Linked DNA regions of Homo sapiens: all the other regions are linked to region 1. A link is a contact called in ENCODE Hi-C or POLR2A ChIA-PET data. All regions are on one chromosome and are shown on one strand. The core of a region is the stretch at or near the end of the contact, and the rest is flanking DNA. Distances in the headings are between cores, read along the strand shown.

Region 1 (4,943 bases), core at 653-3,152:
AGTTCGAGACCAGCCTGACCAACATGAAGAAACCCCATCTCTACTAAAAATACAAAAAAAAGTTAGCCGCGGGTGGTGGCACATGCCTGCAATCCCAGCTACTCAGGAGGCTGAAGCAGGAGAATAGCTTGAACCTGGGAGGTGGAGGCTGCAGTGAGCCGAGATCACGCCACTGCACTCCAGCCTGGGCGACAGAGCGAGACTCTGTCTAAAAAAATAAAAATAAAAAAAACAAACAAAACAAAACAAAAAAAGTGTTGATGACTATAGTTAATAAAAATGTGTCATATTCTTGAAAATTGCTGAGAAATTTTAAGTATTCTCACCACAAAAGAAAATTGTGAAGTAATGTGTATCTTAATTAGTTTAATGTAGCTATTGTACAATGTATACATATTTCAAAACAACAGGCTATCATGATAAATATATATAATTTTGATTTGCCAATTAGAAATAAATAAAAATAAATGAAGAAATAGTTTTGGAGAGATGCTTCAGGCTTCTGATTCATTGCTCATTGATGCTCATATCTACCAGCAAGTGACATGTGTTTGCCATGATAATAACATTTATTTCCCCAAACGACTGCAATTTTATTTTATTTTTTGAGACAGAGTTTCGCTTTTGTTGCCCAGGCTGGAGTACAATGACATGACACTGCAACCTCTGTTTCCCGGGTTCAAGTGATTCTCCTGCCTCAGCCTCCTGAGTAGCTGGGACTACAGGAGCATGCTACCACTCCCGGCTAATTTTTGTATTTTTAGTAGAAACGGGGTTTCACCATGTTGGCCAGGCTGGTCTTGGCCAGGCTGGTTCAAGAGTGGGGGTGATCCGCCCCACTCGGCCTCCCAAAGTGCTGGGGTTACAGGTGTGAGCCACCGCGCCCAGTCAGCTGCCAATGTTTTTAAAGTTTCAACTGTGGATGGATTTTTAATTTTGTTTGTATGAGATTGAAAGTAGTAGCAGTAATTCATACCCATGATTAGTTCTGTAAGATTTTACGTCCTAAGGACGTATCTTTATTACATCTATCACTACATTTTTTATTCATGACAAGTTTTTGGATCTCAAAACACATCCTTGGAAAACTCAGCCTTTTGTTTCTGTCATGGTGACACCTAGGAAAGACTGATGATAGGGTTCAGGGCCTCCGAGAGGTGAGAAATCCAACCAGTCTAAGCAACTAGCTTTAAGGGCCAGTGTTATCACAGTTTTTCCTCTACCACAATATTTTCTTTCTTTCCTCAATACCTTCCTTTCCCCCTAGCACCCCTGAGCAAATGCCTCCAAGCCTAGAGTTTGGTGGTTTAGTAGACCGAGCCTGGGTGTTGAGAGGTGGCAGCACTGCTGTGTAAGAAGCTCCTAAGGGTGGACTAGGACCTTCTGCCTAAATCAGGGCAGGGTGGAGCTCACCACCCTGAGTCACTCACCTGTCCAGGCTGCGGGGAGTCACATGCAGAGTGCTGGACTCCAAGGTCCTCCCTCTGATTGTCGAAAGGGTTGGAGTGACACCATCCATTGTATCAGGAACCTTTGAGATGCTCTCTGGCTTCAGCTTCTAAGTTTCTCTTAATCATAATCAGTTAGCCAGCATGTCTACCACTTCTCCCCACCCCCGCAACAAACTCCCTATCTCGTGTCTACCTCTGAAACGTCAGGCCAAGTTGACCCAACATACAAAAGCAACAGGTTTGGTTCTACCTGGACGTGGCTAATGCCCACTGCAGGAAGTGCGATCTCATCCGGACATGGTGCTTCCAAGTGAGGTGGCTCAGGGAGAATCTGTGGCCTCTGCCTTCACGTTTCTGGTGGAAACGTGAGGGGCACAGAGGGGGAAACTGCCAAGAGGCTCAAGAGAGGCTCCGTGAGAAGCTCGTCTTCCTTCAACACCCAAAGCAGAGTGAAAAGAGCAAACCACTTTGCCAGAATGGAAACAGAGAGTCAGTCACCGGAAACGACACCACCAATGTGCTAATGAAGCACAGGGCACAGGAAACTCTGCTCAGCTCTTAATCTGCTAGAAGAAAACATATCTTCAACCCACCGTTCCTGGGTTTGCCAGGTGCTCTGTGGTCTGTGATGAGTGTGATTAAAAATGGGGCAGGGTAGTAGAGAACTTGTGATTCTTCACCCTGAGTTTCTGAGACACTTAGAGTTGTATAAGTCTTCAGATTTACAGTATTTTCTAAGCAAGTCTAAGGAGCACTGGAGGTTGCCTTTTAGAGTGAAATGCAGATCTCCGGGACCCTCTTCTGATTCAGTGGGTGGAGGCTGCAGAGGGGGCAGGCTTTGGCTATCGATGCTTTCCAGGTGAATTTGATGGAGCTTTCAGGTGATTTTGATGGAGCTCATCTGTGTTTCATGTTTTGGGAACCTCTGCTCTGGGTACTACCTTAAGAATAGAAGTTATGCTGGGTTAGCAGGACCCCTGCTCCCCCAAGGCAACCTTCCACAGCTCCTGGCTGCTGGTGATCTCCTGTTCTCAGGGCTCTTCTGAAGATCAGTCACAGTCTTACTTGTCACACACCTGTCTCAGAAGCTGAACAAGTTCATCCTTAAGAGCTACCCAAAGTGTTTGAAGATTGTTCAAAATTTATTGCTAACTCCCCTCCCTTCTTGAGCCTACTAATCTCCGGAAACACTCTTTGCATCTTGGGAGAGTCCAAAGAGAAGGGGCCACTAAGACTGTTGTAAGGATGTGAAGAACCTCTCTGATTGCACTTTCCACAAGGAAATGGATTCCCAGATGAATGGAAGGGCAGACCAGCAGTACCCTCCTAGAACCATGCCTCCCTCCCATCTCTTCCCAGTGGACATTGAGGTCCTCAGCTTTCCTGAGGTGGCAGCCCCTGGCCTGTCTGCATCCAGACTCTCACAGAGTCCCCAGGGGCTGCAGACTGGCCATGGCTGGCTTTCCAGGGAGCTTTATCATTCCAGGTCCTGGGCCCCTTCCCTCCCAGGAGCTTCACCTGGTAGGAAGCAGAAATGGCTCAGAGGCAGCTGGTGCTGGAGCTGGAACCTGGGTCTCTGCCCACTTCTCCTTTGGATCAGGTCTGAGTAGGAACTAGGACTACTCACAAGATCCATCATGCTGGTGGCAAGGACTGGGGTCCTGGGCCATTGGAACCAATAAGGGACTGTGAGAATCAGGACCTCGGAAGGCAGTACACGGAAAGGGCACATGGAACCAAACCTCAGAACCATGACTGCTAATTAAAAAAAAAAAATTTTTTTTTTTTTTAAAGAACTTTTCCATTGCATGTGATCATTTCAGGGCCTCACTTATCTTATCTACCCAATCTGCTGCAGTTAGACCAATCTTCCCTCTGGTTGTCCAATTCTCTCCTGCCCCCACATCTCAGGGAAATCACCACCTCAGAGGCAGCTGCCCAAGTTACCTGCCTCAGACTGCAGGTGAGTGCCAGGATTCCAGGCCTTGGCTGTGCCCCTCATCCTGCTCTCCTTTCCTTCCCCATGGGGCAAAATCCAATCAAACTGACAAACTAAAACAAAAAGTAGGTAGCTGAAATGATTCATCATAATAGCGGGGAAAAAACAACAGCAACAACAAAAAACACTCGTTCCTGGGAAATGGGGTGTATTTTGTTGTTGTTGTTGTTTTTTTGAGATAGAGTTTTGCTCTTGTTGCCCAGGCTGGAGTGCAATGGCATGATCTTGGCTCACCGAAACCTCCGCCTCCCGGGTTCAAGCAATTCTCCTGTCTCAGCCTCCCGAGTAGCTGGCATTACAGGCATGCACCGCCACACCCAGCTAATTTTGTATTTTTAGTAGAGACGGGGTTTCTCCATGTTGGTCAGGCTGGTCTCCAACTACTGACCTCAGGTGATCCGCCCGCCTTGGCCTCCCAAAGTGCTGGGATTACAGCATGAGCCACCGCACCTGGCCAAGGAGTGTATGTTTTAAATCCGATTGCTCTCGTGTTGTTGATGTTGTTTTTTTCTGAGACAGGGTTTCACTCCTGTTGCCCAGGCTGAAGTGCAGTGGCATGCTCTTGCTCACTACAACCTATGCCTCCCAGGCTCAAGCCATTCTCCTGCCTCAGTCTCCCAAGTAGCTGGGACTACAGGTACACGCCACCACACATGGCTAATTTTTGTATTTTTAGTAGAAATGAGGTTTCAGCATGTTAGCCAGGCTGGTCCAAACTCCTGGGCTCAAGTGATCTGCCCACCCTGGCCTCCCAAAATTCTGCGATTATAGGTGTGAGCCACTGCACCCAGCCTGCTCTAGTGTTTTAACCACTTTTCATGATTTTTTGGGGTCGGATGTTACATATGATTGTTACCAGACCCCAACACTTACCCAGAGTTAGCCTTTGGGTTGGGGGTTTCTGCACTATAGTCCCTTCAGTGGTTGCCAGAAAGGTGTTACAGGGAAGGGGTCCTGATGCAGACCCCAAGAGAGGGTTCTTGGATCTTGCCCAAGGAAGTATTCAGGGCGAGTCCATAGAGTAAAGTGAAAGCAACTTTATTAGGAAAGTAAAGGAATAAAAGAATGGCTGCTTCACGGACAGAGCAGCCTCAAGGGCTACTGGTTGCCCATTTTTATGGTTATTTCTTGATGATATGCTAAACACGGGCTGGATTATTCATGCCTCCCCTTTTTAGACCATATAGACTAACTTCCTGTTGTTCCATGGCATTTGTAAACGGTCATGGTGCTGATGGGAGTGTGGCAGTGAGGATGACCAGAGGACATTCTCATGGCCATGTTGGTTTTGGTGGGTGTTAGCCGGCTTCTTTACTACAGCCTGTTTTATCAGCAAGGTCTTTATGTCCTATATCTTGTGCCAACCTCCTATCTCATTCTGTGACTTAGAATGCCTTAACTGTCTGGGAATGCAGCCCAATAGGTCTCAGCCTCATTTTACCCAGCCCCTATTCGAGATGGAGTTGCTCTGGTTCATACGCCTCTGACAGGAT
Region 2 (4,943 bases), core at 1,629-4,128, 420 kb after region 1:
AGTCCCCAGCTTCCTTTAAACTCAGAGCCTTGCTCACTGCTCTGGCAGTATTTAGAATGGAGACGTGCAACCCACTCAAAGCCCTGGCACACAAAGACACTTGTCTCTCGGCCCAGGCTTTCTCTCTTTAATTTCCTGCCACTTTTTCTATCTGTAAAGTATTAAGTCCCTCCATTTCCCCAGTCTTCTTTCTCACAGCAATTCAGCAAAGCCCTCCCTCTCCAAAAACAATCAAGTATTTCAAGGTGTCTACGGTTGGTCTTTGGCTACCCTCTGCTTCCTACTGCTGCCCACAGCTGCCCACCTGCCCCCCTATCCTGCTAAAAAAAAAAAAATGTCCCAGAGGGAAGGACGCTTAAGAACATTCCTGGGCCTGCAGAGTAAAGTTCAGGTTGGTGGTTAGGAGGTGAGCTGCAGACGCAGGCACAGTCCTCACTCTGTCCCTAGTTCTGCCCCTAGTGGCGCCAGTAAGTATGACTCCAATCCTGGAAAACATCTGCCCTCCATCCCCAACTTCCACCCCTTTATCTAAGCTGCTTCACAAAGGCTAATCTCACTGTGGCTTCAGGTTCGTAATCTGGGCTTCTCTCCCTGACCCGTGCTCCTCTTGTCCCCACAGAGTTCTCCATCAGCAGCTTCTGCACCGTGGTGGACGTCGTGAACTTCTCCAAGCTGCAGGTGCTGCGCCTGGACGGGAACGAGATCAAGCGCAGCGCCATGCCTGCCGACGCGCCCCTCTGCCTGCGCCTTGCCAGCCTCATCGAGATCTGAGCAGCCCTGGCACCGGGTACTGGGCGGAGAGCCCCCGTGGCATTTGGCTTGATGGTTTGGTTTGGCTTTTGCTGGAAGGTCCAGGATGGACCATGTGACAGAAGTCCACGGGCACCCTCTGTAGTCTTCTTTCCTGTAGGTGGGGTTAGGGGGGGCGATCAGGGACAGGCAGCCTTCTGCTGAGGACATAGGCAGAAGCTCACTCTTTTCCAGGGACAGAAGTGGTGGTAGATGGAAGGATCCCTGGATGTTCCAACCCCATAAATCTCACGGCTCTTAAGTTCTTCCCAATGATCTGAGGTCATGGAACTTCAAAAGTGGCATGGGCAATAGTATATAACCATACTTTTCTAACAATCCCTGGCTGTCTGTGAGCAGCACTTGACAGCTCTCCCTCTGTGCTGGGCTGGTCGTGCAGTTACTCTGGGCTCCCATTTGTTGCTTCTCAAAATATACCTCTTGCCCAGCTGCCTCTTCTGAAATCCACTTCACCCACTCCACTTTCCTCCACAGATGCCTCTTCTGTGCCTTAAGCAGAGTCAGGAGACCCCAAGGCATGTGAGCATCTGCCCAGCAACCTGTGGAGACAACCCACACTGTGTCTGAGGGTGAAAGGACACCAGGAGTCACTTCTATACCTCCCTAACCTCACCCCTGGAAAGCCACCAGATTGGAGGTCACCAGCATGATGATAATATTCATGACCTGATGTGGGAGGAGACAGCCAACCTCAGGCTTAGATCAATGTATAGGGCTATATTTTGGCAGCTGGGTAGCTCTTTGAAGGTGGATAAGACTTCAGAAGAGGAAAGGCCAGACTTTGCTTACCATCAGCATCTGCAATGGGCCAAACACACCTCAAATTGGCTGAGTTGAGAAAGCAGCCCCAGTAGTTCCATTCTTGCCCAGCACTTTCTGCATTCCAAACAGCATCCTACCTGGGTTTTTATCCACAAAGGTAGCGGCCACATGGTTTTTAAAGTATGAGAAACACAGTTTGTCCTCTCCTTTTATCCAAGCAGGAAGATTCTATATCCTGATGGTAGAGACAGACTCCAGGCAGCCCTGGACTTGCTAGCCCAAAGAAGGAGGATGTGGTTAATCTGTTTCACCTGGTTTGTCCTAAGGCCATAGTTAAAAAGTACCAGCTCTGGCTGGGGTCCGTGAAGCCCAGGCCAGGCAGCCAAATCTTGCCTGTGCTGGGCATACAACCCTCTGCTTTCACATCTCTGAGCTATATCCTCATTAGTGAAGGTGGCTTTTGCTTTATAGTTTGGCTGGGGAGCACTTAATTCTTCCCATTTCAAAAGGTAATGTTGCCTGGGGCTTAACCCACCTGCCCTTTGGGCAAGGTTGGGACAAAGCCATCTGGGCAGTCAGGGGCAAGGACTGTTGGAGGAGAGTTAGCCCAAGTATAGGCTCTGCCCAGATGCCATCACATCCCTGATACTGTGTATGCTTTGAAGCACCTTCCCTGAGAAGGGAAGAGGGGATCTTTGGACTACGTTCTTGGCTCCAGACCTGGAATCCACAAAAGCCAAACCAGCTCATTTCAACAAAGGAGCTCCGATGTGAGGGGCAAGGCTGCCCCCTGCCCCAGGGCTCTTCAGAAAGCATCTGCATGTGAACACCATCATGCCTTTATAAAGGATCCTTATTACAGGAAAAGCATGAGTGGTGGCTAACCTGACCAATAAAGTTATTTTATGATTGCATCTACAAGAGTGGAGTCATTTAAAGCAGACTGCAGGAGGGTTACTTTAGGAGGACCTGGTGAGGTCGCAGGTCACACAGGCCTTGGACTGATGAGCCCTCTTTCTCATCTATTCTGTTCGGGCAGATGAAGCTAAGAGGAAAAAAAAATGAAAAAAAAAAGTCACTTGTATAAAAGCTGTAGTTAGCAAACTGTGTTCTGGAAGTTCTTCTTTAAGTCTAACTTCAATCCTCTCTACACATTCCCTTCCATATGGTCCCCAAGAGATATAGAATAACTGGGGTTTTTTTTTCAACCCTTTCCACCATCCTCTCTTGCAAAGCCGGTAATTCGGGATCTGGCTAGTCCTGGGTATTGTTGTCTTAACTGCTTCTGCCCTCTAGTGGCAACTGTGCAGATCTGAGGGCAGCCAAGCCTGCCAAAGCCCGTTGGCCCTGGAAGAGGAAAACAAACCTTTACCCCCCATTTGTTTTCTCATTCATCCTGTGTTCATATCGTGAAAGCCTTTGAGTGCCAGATGTTGTGATAGGTGCTTAGCAAATGTCGCATAAGTTAGGAGGGCAGACTAGGCTTGTGCCTTCAGAACAATCCACTATTTTCTGATAGGGAAATAACAACTGATAGTTATTGGGCACTAAATTCTGTACCAAGCATGTTGCAAATGTTACAACTCCATCTTAAGCCAAAGTAAACTAATTTGACTATACTTCTCTGACGTGAGAGTTAGGCAGGAATGCTAGTGTGTGAAACTACCAGAAAGAAATCATAGCTCTAATCACAGTCCTCTCCTCAAGGACAGCAGATAAGGCCCCTCTGCCTTGGATCTCCAGTACAGGAAGATGCCATGTGGAGGAGACAGAGATGTGGCACATAGGGCAGGAATTATCTAACTATAAGGAGGAATCCTCTGCCTCTCCGTTTTTGCTTCTTTGCAGCTCCCATGAGCATCCCAACCAAGACAGAGCAGGGAGAGGAATGGGAGCCAGCCCTGCTGCAAGGCTTCCCTTGTTTCTAAACCCAGTGCTTTGTAAGAAACAGAGTAGCAAGAATAGACTGTCCCTCAGGCTCAGTTGACTCTTTTTCTTTCAGCTGCCATTTGATCAGTCTTATTATGTGCTAAGGGCTTTACTTATTTAGTATTCTTCACCATTCTCTACCATGGAGATTATTATTTTCACTATTTTACAGAGGAGGAAACTGGAAACAAAGACACAGAGGTCACCCAGGAAGGACGCATCAAGGCCAGGATCTGACCCTGGCCGTCTGTCTCCCCAGCCTGTCAGTTTTGCAATATTATTTACACTGTGCTGTCCTAAGGATCCTTGTATTGTTGGATTATTAGGTGTATGCAGGAGGCTTGTGGGTCACTGGCTGTCATAAATAGAGAAAGATCATCTTACTTTTTTTGGAGATGGACCCAAATCCATTCTGCTAGCATTCACAGTTCCTTTATGAATTTCCAATTCAAAATTCACTTTTCATCAGTAAATGTTTAGTGAGTGCCACTGAGCAGGAACTGGGGATACTGCAGAGAACAAAAGCAAACAGCCCCTGCCCTTGGGGGCTTGTAGTCCAGTGCAGTGACAGTCCTTGAACAACGGCAAAAAAATCACACTGAGGATCATGTAGTTAGACTGAGAAAGAGCTGTGACGATGAGCATAGGTCTACACCAGGATTATCAAGGAGCCTGGCCTAGATACTCTGAGATACAGAGTGAGAGCATAGTAATCCAGACGAAGAGATGGAAGGGCAGGTCCAGGCAAAGATAGCAGCATGCATACACACCCTAATGCACAAGGAAGCTTCTGAGGCTCTAGACAGCGAAAATGGCTGCAGCACAGAGAGAAAGGGAGAGAGTTTCAGTTGATCACGCTGATGCAGTAGGCAGGGGTCAAAGGCAGTAGGCTTTGTTCTCTTATTTCAGACCCAAGTACGAAGAAACTTAATTACCACCGTCCCAAACCCCATGTCCCAGGGCCTGCCTTACATGCAGGCTCACAGTTCTGCCTTCTAGCCACTAGTGGGCAGCATCTCATCTCGCACCACCAGCCTTTTCTGAAACCTTTAAATCGCAGCCCACTTAGCCCACTTTTTCCCAACTTCCTTTTTTTTTTTTTTTTTTTTTTTGAGAAGGAATCTCGCTCTGTCGCCCAGGCTGGAGTGCAGTGCCACAATCTCGGCTCACTGCAACCTCCGCCTCCCGGGTTCAAGCGATTCTCCTGTCTCAGCCTCCTGAGTAGCTGGGATTACAGGTGTGCGCCACCACGCCCGGCTAATTTTTATATTTTTAGTAGAGACAGTGTTTCACTATGTTGGTCAGGCTGGTCTCGAACTCCTGACCTCATGATCCGCCCACCTCGACCTCCTAAAGTGCTGGAATTACAGGCGTGATCCACCACTCCCGGCCTTTTTTTTTTTTTTTTTTTTGAAACAGGGTCTCACTCTCACCCAGGCTGG
Region 3 (4,943 bases), core at 1,281-3,780, 280 kb after region 1:
TCTTCAAGAAATGGCTTTGGGGCTGGGCATGGTGACTCACGTGTGTAATCCCAGCACTCTGGGGAGGCCAAGGTGGGAGGATCACTTGAGGCCAGGAGTTCCAGACCAGCCTGGGCAACATAATGAGACCCTGCCTCTATTTAAAAATAATAAGAAAAGAGGAAAGAAAAGGCTTTTGGATAGCTTTCGTAGGAATTTCTTAAGAGTATAATCTTTTCCCCACTCATCTTGTTAGAGCAATTAAGAGGCTTTGGGGCTGGGCATGGTGGCTCAATGGTAGGGGGTGGGTGGCAAGATGACTTTATTTTTATTTTTATTTTTATTTTTTTTAAATGAAGTCTCGTTTTGTCTCCTAGGCTGGAGTGCAGTGGTGCGATCTCGGCTCACTGCAACTTCTGCCTCCAGGGTTCAAGCAATTCTCCTGCCTCAGCCTCCCAAGTAGCTGGGACTACAGGCATGTACCACCGCACCCAGCCAATTTTTGTATTTTGAGTAAACAAGGGGTTTCACTATGTTGGCCAGGCTGGTCTTGAACTCCTGACCTCAGGTGATCTGCCCGCTTTGGCCTCCCAGAGTGCTGGGATTACAGGCGTGATCCACCACGCCTGGCTGGCAAGATGACTTTGAAGTGTTATTCTTGACCTGTTCACACCGTTGAGTTCACGCAGGGTGTTTTTCATATTACTTTATTTCCTGTACTGTGAAGTGTGTTGAAATGTGGAAGTTATTTCACAAAGTTAACAGGGTCTTCAAGACAGAAGAGATATACGTGCAGAGTACACACATACACCTACGTACACACCTGTATATGTCGATGACGACAGCATGGAGGGAATGAACTTGTGCATGGAGAAGGGGGCTTTTTTTAAACTTGAAAGAAACCAGCCCATTCTGTGTGTGTTTGGAGGAGGGGAGCCTGTAAAGCCTATTTACCTTGAATCCCCTCTGGCTTACAGCTGCAGAGAGCAAAGGAGAGCAGACATATTCTAGATTGGGCAGTGGGATGATGGTGATTGCGTTGCTGCTCAACGAGTCTGGGTTTGCAGGATCAAGGTAATGACCTCTCCCCTGAGGGCCTCATCAAAGGGGCTGAGGCTGCAAGCTGTGAATAAGATGCAGAAGGGGCTCTTATCCAGGCCGAAGCACCAGGTTGCTTTCGGCCATAATAACGTGTGGACTTTAAGCAGGAGCCTTGAAGAAACCAGCTGCAGCTAGAAAGAATGCGGCGATTGTAGTGGAGCACGGGGGAAGGAGGCTATGATGAAATGGGCCCTATTTTCCATAATTAGCAAAAAAGAAAGGTGAGAAGGAGCATAATGGGAATTTCTTGAAGTTAGGGACCCAGCTTAATCCAATTTCTTAAAAACCTCTGGAACTTTTTTCATCCTAACTTGGGGGTGGGCACTGTGTCTTACTCATTTCTAGAACATCCATCCTCTATGCCTCCCACCAATATACACACGCAGGGGGCTGAGAAGGGGCAGCATCCCTTGGAGGAAGTTAGGGGGAAAGGTGAAGTCGAGGCAGCCCTGTCTGGACCGGGTTCCACTTGGAGACCTGCCAAGCTGCTCACCTGGGCCAGGCAATGGAGGGTGGGGAAGCCTCTGGGGGAGGGACAGTCCATACAGAAAATAAATTACTGCAAGGGAAGGGGCAAATATTTAGGACTTGTCCTGCATTCGAGTATGATTTAAAGTGTGGAGCTGCAGACTCGGAACATGAGCGCCGGAGGGACCTCAGAGGAGCATCTTTTTTTTTTCTTTTTTGAGACGGAGTCTCACTCTGTCGCCCAAGCTGGAGTGCAGTGGCACAATCTCGCCTCACTGCAACCTCCGCCTCCCCGGCTCAAGCGATTCTCCCGCCTCAGCCTCCCAGTAGCTGGGATTATAGGCGCGCGCCACTATGCCTGGCTAATTTTTTTGTATTTTAGTAGAGACGGGGGTTTCACCATGTTGCCCAGGGTGGTTTCGAACTCCTGAGCTCAGGCAATAATCTGCCCGCCTCGGCCTCCCAAAGTGCTGGGATTACAGGCGTGAGCCACCGCGCCCGGCCGGGAGCATCTTATCCACCTCCTCGGTTTACAGATGAGGGAGCTGAGAAGGCACCTGGGAAGGGCCTACAACAAACGGGAGCCGACTATGTCCTCACCTGGGCTCACTCACGATGGGAATGAGCCCAGCCTGGGGACGTTTGTGCCCGCTAGACCCTAGAGGAGAGCGACACCATGCACACGGCCCATGGCTCTTCCGTGTTGGGACCCCACGGGCCTCCTCCACCGAGGAAAATCACCCCAGGAAGAGGGCCAGGCGCAAGACTGGGACCAGCTGTTACTCCCACCAGCCACTAGGTGGCACCGATGCGTCTGTCTCCGAGGAGGAGGCGCATTTTCAAACGTGGAGGGGCTTCTGGGAGACGTCCAGGTGCTCCGCCCCTTCCTCCCTGTTTCTCAGGAGCCGCCTCCCGAGGGTGGAAATGGCTGGGCCGCGCACACTGATGGAGAACAGATGGCGGGGGCGGGGCTGCCTCTTCCTTCCCCCGCCCCCACAAAAACACTGTGAACCCTCCTCCCTAAACCCGAGGTTGGGCAAGGGGGCCGCAGGACCCATCGACGTCACGCGGGCCCATCCCGGGCTTGAACCCTTCCCCTCTCCCATGGCTGCTTCCTAGTTCCTTGGGCCATTCTTCTCCTTGGCTGTTCCTCCTGAGGCCCAGCCAGGAGGGCGTGTGCTATGTTCACCCTGGAACAGAAGGGGGCGCCCTGCGCATCCCTGTGTCCTGCTGGCCAGATGCAGGCCCCTGCGGGAGCCCTGACCCTGCACCCTACCTCCGTCATTCCCTCGCTCCTCCTTCCCGATACCCGGGCCAGCAGGGCCAGGGCGATGTCTGGTGCCGGGGAACCAAGCGGCGGAGCAGCAGCTTTGCCAGAAGGGATCCTTGGCCCAGGAGAACTGGGTTTCTCGGCCTCTTTGAGCCAGAGCTGCCGAAGATGGAGGAGTCCCCAGGGGGACTTTCTGAACCTTACCTCCGGGCTGTTTGCTCGGCCAGGACCAAGATCAGATAGTCCACGGCCCAGATGTACCCAGGAGTGGCGGGTGGGGGAGGAGAGAGAAGGGGACACCAAGTCTTTAGACACATCTGTGTTTCTGGAGCAAAGGGAAACCACAGAAGGCCAGGAGTTTGGGTGTGCACTGGGTGTCTTTCAACTGGGTGGAACCAAACTGAGTCCTTGAAGTCTCGCTCCTGAGGCTGCAGAAGAATAGATGGCTTTTCCCTGCCTCGAGGGTGGGATAAGGGAGGCAAAGCTGGGAGAAAGAAAGGGAGAGAGAGAAAACGAATGGCCGGCACAGGTGCCTGGGCCCCAGCCTTCAAGTGCGGTCAGAGCAGATCCGGTGGCGGAGTAGGGCCTAGATGACCACGGACTGCAGGAGGCGGAAGCACATCATGAGGTCCAGCGGGATGGGCGGCTTCAAGTAGTTTCCATCCAGCCGCAGGTAGCGCAGGTGTGGCACGTTCTCCAGGTCCGAGGAGAAGTCATGGAACGCCACTAGGTCGTTGGGGCAAATCTGGGTTCCGTTGATTTCTACGGAAAAAGAAGACGAGAAATCAGAAGGGAGTGGAGGCTGGCGGCCAAGATGAGGAAGGGGAAGGGGGAAGACACCCGAGAGCAAGGACTGTAGACTTCTCTCTGAAACTGGCTAGCTTTGGGAATGTGTGATCATAGATGAGCTGCCTTGACCTCCAGGCTCAGTTTACTCATTTGTAAAATGAATTAAGTTGGAATTGATCAACAACTGTTATTGCAAGTTAACTCTAGAGAATTGGAAGTAAATTTTGAACTGGGCCTTCAAGAATAGGTAGAATTACAACAGGTGGAGACCTGGGGGATGGTGTTCTGATAGAGGAATCTGTTTGAATGAAGTTGTGGAGGCCAAAATTCTGCTTGTGGGCGAATCTGGGAATAGTAATAGTGCCCAATGTGATGTACTAAGGAGAGTAAGCTGGGAAGGTAGTTAGGCTTTCACTAAGAGGCTTTTGATCTCTGGTCTGAGGAATGGCAGTGAACAGGACTGTCTTTGTGAGAGCGATGTTATTAACAGGATACTTGAACCATGGTATCCTGGAGCGTTAAATCTGGAAGGGTCCTTAGAGATCCCTATGTTCAGGTTTATGCTGTACAAAGATAATCCGGCTACACTGTGGAGAAGCAATGGAGTAAGGTGAGATCTGAAGCCAGTAGGTGGATGTGAAAATTACTCTGCAGGTTTTCCTTTGAATTGGATGTGAGACATGAGGATGGGCAAAAGATGGTAACTGAAATAAGGATGACAGGAAGAGGAAAGAGGATCTGGGGAGAGCTCCGGAACCCCCGGGACATGATGAGCCTACTGATTCTGAAGGGTCCATGGCCTGAGATTCCATTTCCTCCATCACATCTTGTTGGATGCCTGTGGCACCAGGCATGCCAGCATTTAAATGAACTGTTTTATTCTCCCTAAGCCTTGCCTCACTTATCATTTATGGAGGAGCAGGAGGAGGAAGAGTAGGCATCATCTTCATTGTAATTGTCTTCCTCTTCCTTTTCCTCGTCTTTCTTCTTTGCCATTGGAGTAGCAGAAGGGCCCTGACACGGGGGTTTTCTCTTATGAGCTTGGGGCTGTGGCCTAGCCACCCTCATGCTGAGTTCTTCAATCTGTGAAATGGTAAGAGTGGTGCCTGCCCTGTAATCAGGGGAGAGAATGTTGGCAAAGGCATTTTGTAAGCTGTTTAAAGACAGTACCAGTGGCAGCATTATGGTCATTGTGAAGAACGTAATCACCCCACTGACCTAGGCCCCACTCAGCCCATTCTGTCGGGTAAAAGGCACAGGAGACAGGCTGGATGGGGTGGGCTCATGTGGGTGAGGTGTGAGTTCTCTGACTTCAACCTTAGAAGGTTGGGATATC

Evidence for each region. Hi-C counts contacts between places; a loop is a spot of excess contacts on that map. ChIA-PET counts read pairs that join two places held with the same protein, here RNA polymerase II (POLR2A). Pooled maps may share reads with other maps.
Region 2: a loop to region 1 is called in a pooled map, with 2.1 times the contacts of the local background. The contact joins the enhancer-like site here to the promoter of LAX1 in region 1. A Hi-C loop is called at or near these places in 2 of 50 pooled maps. POLR2A ChIA-PET finds 5 or more read pairs at or near these places in 2 of 52 experiments (activated B cell and activated CD4-positive, alpha-beta T cell).
Region 3: a loop to region 1 is called in a pooled map, with 3 times the contacts of the local background. The contact joins the enhancer-like site here to the promoter of LAX1 in region 1. A Hi-C loop is called at or near these places in 6 of 50 pooled maps.

The regions. Positions count from the first base shown.
Region 1 is chr1:203,762,142-203,767,084 of GRCh38, reverse strand. It overlaps LAX1 (lymphocyte transmembrane adaptor 1), which reads right to left and starts at 1,902. Exons shown (of 5, transcript NM_017773.4): 1 at 1,431-1,902. The coding sequence starts at 1,519. RefSeq lists an enhancer at 1,660-2,019.
Region 2 is chr1:203,338,171-203,343,113 of GRCh38, reverse strand. FMOD (fibromodulin) reads left to right here. Exons shown (of 3, transcript NM_002023.5): 3 at 620-2,486. The coding sequence ends at 771. Among named protein-coding and RNA genes, the nearest start is that of FMOD, 10 kb to the left of the region's middle. RefSeq lists an enhancer at 221-723. Within about 2 kb of position 2,878, at least 4 of the 41 ENCODE cell types and tissues checked have a DNase peak (open chromatin) inside an H3K27ac peak, as active enhancers do.
Region 3 is chr1:203,485,343-203,490,285 of GRCh38, reverse strand. It overlaps PRELP (proline and arginine rich end leucine rich repeat protein), which reads right to left. Exons shown (of 3, transcript NM_002725.4): 3 at 1-3,580. The coding sequence ends at 3,405. Among named protein-coding and RNA genes, the nearest start is that of OPTC, 6.3 kb to the left of the region's middle. Within about 2 kb of position 2,530, at least 33 of the 41 ENCODE cell types and tissues checked have a DNase peak (open chromatin) inside an H3K27ac peak, as active enhancers do.